Regions from separate parts of the Mus musculus genome. Here region 1 is linked to region 2. Evidence: chromatin loops called from intact Hi-C (ENCODE). Cell type or tissue: heart. All regions are shown on one strand. Links, peaks and the distances in the headings refer to the core of each region. The heading gives the core; the rest is flanking DNA. Region 1 overlaps Camk2d (calcium/calmodulin-dependent protein kinase II, delta). Region 2 overlaps Camk2d (calcium/calmodulin-dependent protein kinase II, delta).

Region 1 (2,922 bases), core at 304-2,803, 86 kb before region 2:
TATCAATGGCAACAGAAATACCATTTTACCTTTTCCATAAAGGCCTTCAGAAGATAATAAGTATTTGGAATTTTTAATAGTAAAGTGTTTTTCCCCTATAGTTTTCAAGACATTTTATTAATATGATGTACACACCCTGAAAAGTTAAGAATAATTTAGATAAAGGGGGCTTTTTAAAAACTAGGGCTGGAAGGATGTGTCAACAGGTAAGAGCACTTGGTGCTCTTGCAGAGGACTGGAATTCGGGGCTCAGTGCTCACACTGGGTGGCTCCCCTGCCTGTTTCAGGGGATTTGAGAGTCTGTTCTACATTCATGGCACCTGCATGCACACGCATACACACAACACACACACACACACACACACACACACACACACACCACACACACACAGAAGTTAAACTTCAATTTTTTTTTAAGAATTAATATAGCAAGAGAAAGTTGATCAAACATGTCATTCTGTGCATGGCTGAGTTATGACCTGTTATGCTATTTTTGTAAAGTTGAAGGTTGAAGCTTTAATGGAGGAAATAGACAGTTTCTGGTATTTGGAGGGCTGTGCCTAGGAAGTATGTCACCCACTACTGCTCTCTTCCCCAGGTGGTGTCCGCATCTCTGGAACATTCCAAGCACTTGTGCTTGTCCTTTTCTTACCTCAGGTCCACGTAGTCTCTGTCACTTTGGTGTTTGTAACGATTCATTCCAATAGGAGTCCAGTTTCCATCTTGCTCTACAGCCCTTTTCAATAGCTTCCCCAGCAGACTTGCTGGCTGACAGTTGTTACATTGTTAACACATAAACACACACTCTATTCAATCACTCCTGAGACCCTATGGCAGTGACTTGTTCTGAGTAACTTGACTACTTCCTGCCCTCGCAGTAGACAGTTTCTATCCTCCAGTACAGCGGCCTCCCTAAGGCTAAGACCCTCTAACCCAATTCCTCATGTGGTGGTGACCCCCCCCCGCCCCCACCCCCCTAACCATAAAATTATTTTTATTGCTACTTCTTAATTGACATTTTGCTACTAATTGCTAATCATAATGTTAATATTTATATTTTCCGATGGTTTTGCGTGACCCTGTGAAAAGGGACAGGACCCAGAGGTTGACAAACTCTGATCTAGTATTTCCAGCTCTACTGGGGTGGAAGCCGACCTAGAGAATACAGAATTGTGAGAGGGCTGTTAAGAGATAAGGCCTTTGAGGAAGTGCTTTAAGATCAGGAAGAGATAGCTGTACTGGCATCAGGGCTACTGTGCTGAGAGAAAGGGCGAAGTCCGGTACCACCCAAGGATGGAATGGGAAGTCTGAGCATTCCAAATAGTGTAGAACGAACTCTTCCTCCTTTAAGACCCAGCTCAGGTGGTACCTCTCCTATGATGTCACCTCTCTCTACCCAGAAGGGCCTCCCCCCTCCTTCAGTCTTTTGTCATTTGAATGGCTTGCTGCACATTTTCCATTTCCCTTTCTACTACAATTATATATGTGGCAGTTTTGAGGTTCCCTGTGGAGATCCTTAATTTATCTTAAAATCTGCCGGCTGCGGTGATTATAGCATCACAAGCTCTTGTCACTGTTGAATGAGTGGGGAAACGAACCTATGACAGGCTGTGTCTTAGAGAGGCGGGGGCGAGTGACAGTGGGGCTGGTGGGGCTTTATGTCAGACTGCACCCAGTCACGTCGCAAGTTAACTGCTGATTCCCGAATTATTTCCTCAGTTCTCTCGGTACACATCCGGCCTTGTTGGATGGAGTTTTATCTAATCCTGTCCTTTTTCTGAGCAAACTTGTTGAAATTTCTCATTGGTAGTCTCCCCTTGTTCTGTTACACAACGGTTGTTAATGGGGTGTGGTAGCACTTTCGTGCCTCTTAGCCCCGGTTCAATACTGCCAAACTCACATCATCATCATCATGCTCACTTTAAAATGTATTTATACACTTTCAATTTATAAACTACAAATTATGAAATGTAATTATAAACTTTGACAGTACTTCAGGGAGAGATTTTTAATTTTTATAGATGCATGTAAAATGAATTATAGCATACAATACTTATACTAATCTAGACTTTAGAAAAGTACAGAAAAACTAAAAAGGGACATATTTATGTCTTTCCAAGCAAGCACTGATAACCTTTTTTTTTCATTTCTTTATTTCTTTTCAAAGTTCGTAATTTTTTATTATAAAATTTTATTTTCATTTATTTATTTTGTGTTACGTGTGGGCAAATGACTTTGCCTGTATATGGAGGTTAGAGGACAGCTGGCAGCAATTCTGGATAAAGGTCAGGTTGTCAGGCTTGTGTGAAAGTTCCCTAATCTGCTGAGCCCTCCCAGCTGGCCCCTGCCTTTCCCCCTAACCTACCTACTTCCTTGGCTGCCCACTCCCTCTTTCTCTCTTTCAAACTGGACATTTTGGTCTCCAGTTTTACTTAAAATTACAACACATCCCTGTGTTGTGGAAATTCCTTTGAACTCTGAAGAACTGCACCCTGCTTCGCCGAGGAAGTGAACACCAGCTGGTTATTTTATAGGGTTGCATGCATCTTTCTGTTAACTTGTGCCCTTTACTGCGGAAGATAATAGATAGAACTGAAAGCACACCTTTGTAAAGTGTTTCAGACTTCTGGGTCTTAGGTAGGATTCACCTAGGAGGAGAAGTCCTGAGACACAGAGTTAAGTGTTTTCAGAATTCTTTGTCACGTTGCTTCCTGGAGGCTTTGTCCATTTCCACTGAGGACATTTAATTACAGTATGATACCTAAATTGAATTTTGAAGAACTACATTCTAACTTTCAATTTCATCTTAATGAAAAAAGAAAAACTGTCCTTGCCAAGCCCCCTCCCTCTGACAGATAACTAAAGAGGGAGAGGCAAAGTCTTTCCTCTCAAGGTGAACGGACCCAGAGGAAACTGAATTAG
Region 2 (2,922 bases), core at 296-2,795:
AGTGGCTTTGCTCTCAGCTGTGCTCCCAGTTGCCCGGGCACTAGATTTTCTGTCCCAGGTTTACCGTAGATGTCTGTTTCCAGTCTCTTTATGTCTCAGTTACCACCTCCTGGTCACCTGTGGCTTTGGAATTTTGTGTGTAACCTTAGCTAAACCACTCCAGGCTTTCCTCTATTCTTGTTTTCGTTGTAGTTTGTAAGACAGGGTCTCACTTCTCACTCTGTGGCCCTAACTGGCCTGAAACTCGCTCTGTGGTTCAGGCTGATTTGGAACTTAAAGGGATCGGTTACGTCTCCATGTGTGGGGATTAAATGTTTATGCCACCATGCCCAGCATAATTCTTTTTTTGTATAAGTTGGCTATTTGTTTCAGAGGATTGTGGAATTTATATATATATACAATATCACTAAAATAATTTTGACTCTACCTTTTTCTCATATTTTAAGTTTCTGGCCTGTGCATCACTAAGGCCAACTTCGTCATCCTTTGAAAGACTCACTTCCATCTCGGCCTAGAAACCAAGAAGACGCATTTACTTATTTATGTATCTTCCTGTTTCTTTTGATTGTGTTGTTGATGTCTTGTTTTCTTTTTGGCTCTCTCCTTTCCCACCTTTCCCCAAATCCCTGGAGTTCCCCAGTTGTCCCTCTAATGGAACTGATTTAGAATAGCCCTCATTGAGTGATTGCCTCTTTATATAACAGAAACCCATTATGACAGCAGTGGACATGAGCCAGAGTGAAATACCCTGGCATAATAAAAGCTTTTGCTTGTAGAGTAGAGAAGAAAATATATCCATCTTCATCTGCAAATTTCTTATAAGGCAATTCCTATTATCCTTTGAACCTTTTTTTTTTTTAAATTATGAAGCTGACTTTAATCAGTTTAAAAACTCATTGCAGTTTACCAGGATGTTCAGTATAGTTGCAGAGAGAGGGAGTGAGAATAAAGAGATAGAGAAGGAGAGAGAGAGACAGGGAGAGAGACACAGAGAGAGAGACAGAGAGACAGAGAGGCAGACAGCTCTGAATATGTCCACTCTTACCAGGCATAAAGATTACCCTAATAAAAGAAATAAGCCAATCACATCAAGGCCCAGAACCAGATGATGGTCAGTGGAAGAGAGGCTGCTGGGGTCACTGCAGAGCATGAGAGTCTCTGACTCACACGCATTCGCTGGCTTAGGCATCGATCGCAACAGTGAGCTGCCAGAAAAGGAACAGTTCTTGCTTTGTGCTGCAGAGTTCCCTGGCCTAAGAGCCTGTCACCGCTCCAGTCCCTTTCCTACTGCTAGTGATTGATACTGCTGTCTCAGCTCAGGCTGGAAATGGACTGCTGAGGCTCTGGGCAATTCATTCTGTACGCTGGCAGGCTGGACTCCTGGGCATCCACGCATGGCTTCACAAACAGCTCTGTGGATGACCTGGATCCGTGACAGCTCCTCTGACCCTGTTCTTTTGTCCTCTGCCCTTATTGGACTTTAATGCCTTGTTTGCCGCGTATGCTCCAGGACACAGGAATCCCTTCCTGTTGAAATGTCACATATTTTACTACTAATTGGGACGATTATAAACTGAGGAACCACGGTATAACTGATCTTTCTGTAATGTTTTCTCTTTTTCTGGATGTTCATAGTTCTTTGATTGCTTCACTCCTCATCCTTGAGTTGTGCAGCATAGAGAGACCCCCCCCTCCATTTCTTCATGAGAAACCTGTCTAAAGTAATTTATAGTTTTGTTGAGGTGTTTTCATTTCCTTGTCCTTAATTTTAAAGTGTAGCATATCACTTTTATTTCATGGGTATATTGTAGCCCAAGTCTAGTATTTATTTTGCAAACCAAAAAATTTAACAATCACTGTGAAAGCCTCATGGTTTATCACAGGGCAGATGGTGTAATAATTTTAATAAGTGGCAATAACTTTATTGTATTTATTTTATAGCAGTATTCTAATTATTAGATATTTTGATAGTATTTTATTTTTATAAATATCTGTTTCATAATTACACAGAGTACCAAACTTCCAGTTCTTTATTCTGTTTGGAAGAAGAAAGCTTTAAGAAAAATAGGTAGATTTTTTTTAGATAGTAATAACCTGAAACGTATTGATTCTGAACATTTCATATAATTATCTTATATTTCATATAATTATCTTATTACTTTCCAGACTACTCTATGTCTCAGGAAACCAAATCTCCATTTTTTAAAACTCAGTTCACTGTCAGTAACTGATCCTGTGCCTATATAAATCGGGACTCTGTGAGTCTCAGAGATGTTAATTAAATTTGGTTGAGCTTGCTTAGTTTACAGAGGGTGGAACCAAGATTCAAATACGTTTGTTTGACTCCGAAGTTCACATTTTGATCTGACTTCCTCATCTGCACAAGGCCCCCAGGGCTCTGTGTAACAGCATTACTTTTCATTTGCATAAAATACTGAAGTTGGGTGCCAGCTGTGTCAGGAGCATCAGCCCTGTGAGGGAAGCTTGGACTGTTCACAGGAACCTGTAAAAGAAGTGCCCGCACTAGGTATGTGCGTCAGCTGTGAAATATTTTCTAGAGTCTTGACTATCTCCAAGGACCAGAAGAAGCAACAGTATCGCCCCTAAGTCAAAACTATGTCGGTAGCTGCTACCAGGTGATGATCATGGCTACAGTAGACAGACTGCTAGCTGAGTGTTGGACAGGACTCTCTGATTCCATAGGGTATCAAGGCCTTTCCTGTCTCGAATGTCTGTCTTCAGCTCAGGCCCCCATTGTTGTTGAGTGAAAGTACTCTGAGTGACTCCATCCCCTCCTGGGTAGTACCAAGTCCACTGGGGCCTTCTTGGTTCTAGTCTTCCTCAGTCCCTCTAGACTTGAAAAGTGAGTTACCTCTTGGGGCTTTTGTACAATACTTGGGTTTTCAAGCTTGCACCTCTGTC

The links. Peaks named below come from ENCODE experiments on the same cell type or tissue, not always from the same donor. Only the 100,000 strongest peaks of a DNase experiment are listed, where the experiment ranks them.
Region 1: it touches region 2 in a loop (2.2-fold over the local background); 4 of 42 quality-filtered maps call a loop at or near these places.

What each region holds. Positions count from the first base shown.
Region 1 is chr3:126,608,667-126,611,588 of GRCm38, forward strand. All of the region lies in intron 2 of Camk2d (calcium/calmodulin-dependent protein kinase II, delta), which reads left to right. Among named protein-coding and RNA genes, the nearest start is that of Camk2d, 13 kb to the left of the region's middle. In heart, for the core only: no CTCF peak of the experiment used is centred there; a DNase peak (open chromatin) is centred at 1,405; H3K27ac peaks cover 1,837 bases.
Region 2 is chr3:126,694,351-126,697,272 of GRCm38, forward strand. The region is part of intron 3 of Camk2d (calcium/calmodulin-dependent protein kinase II, delta); the gene reads left to right. Among named protein-coding and RNA genes, the nearest start is that of Gm15551, 27 kb to the left of the region's middle. In heart, for the core only: no CTCF peak of the experiment used is centred there; a DNase peak (open chromatin) is centred at 1,321; H3K4me3 peaks cover 471 bases; H3K27ac peaks cover 838 bases.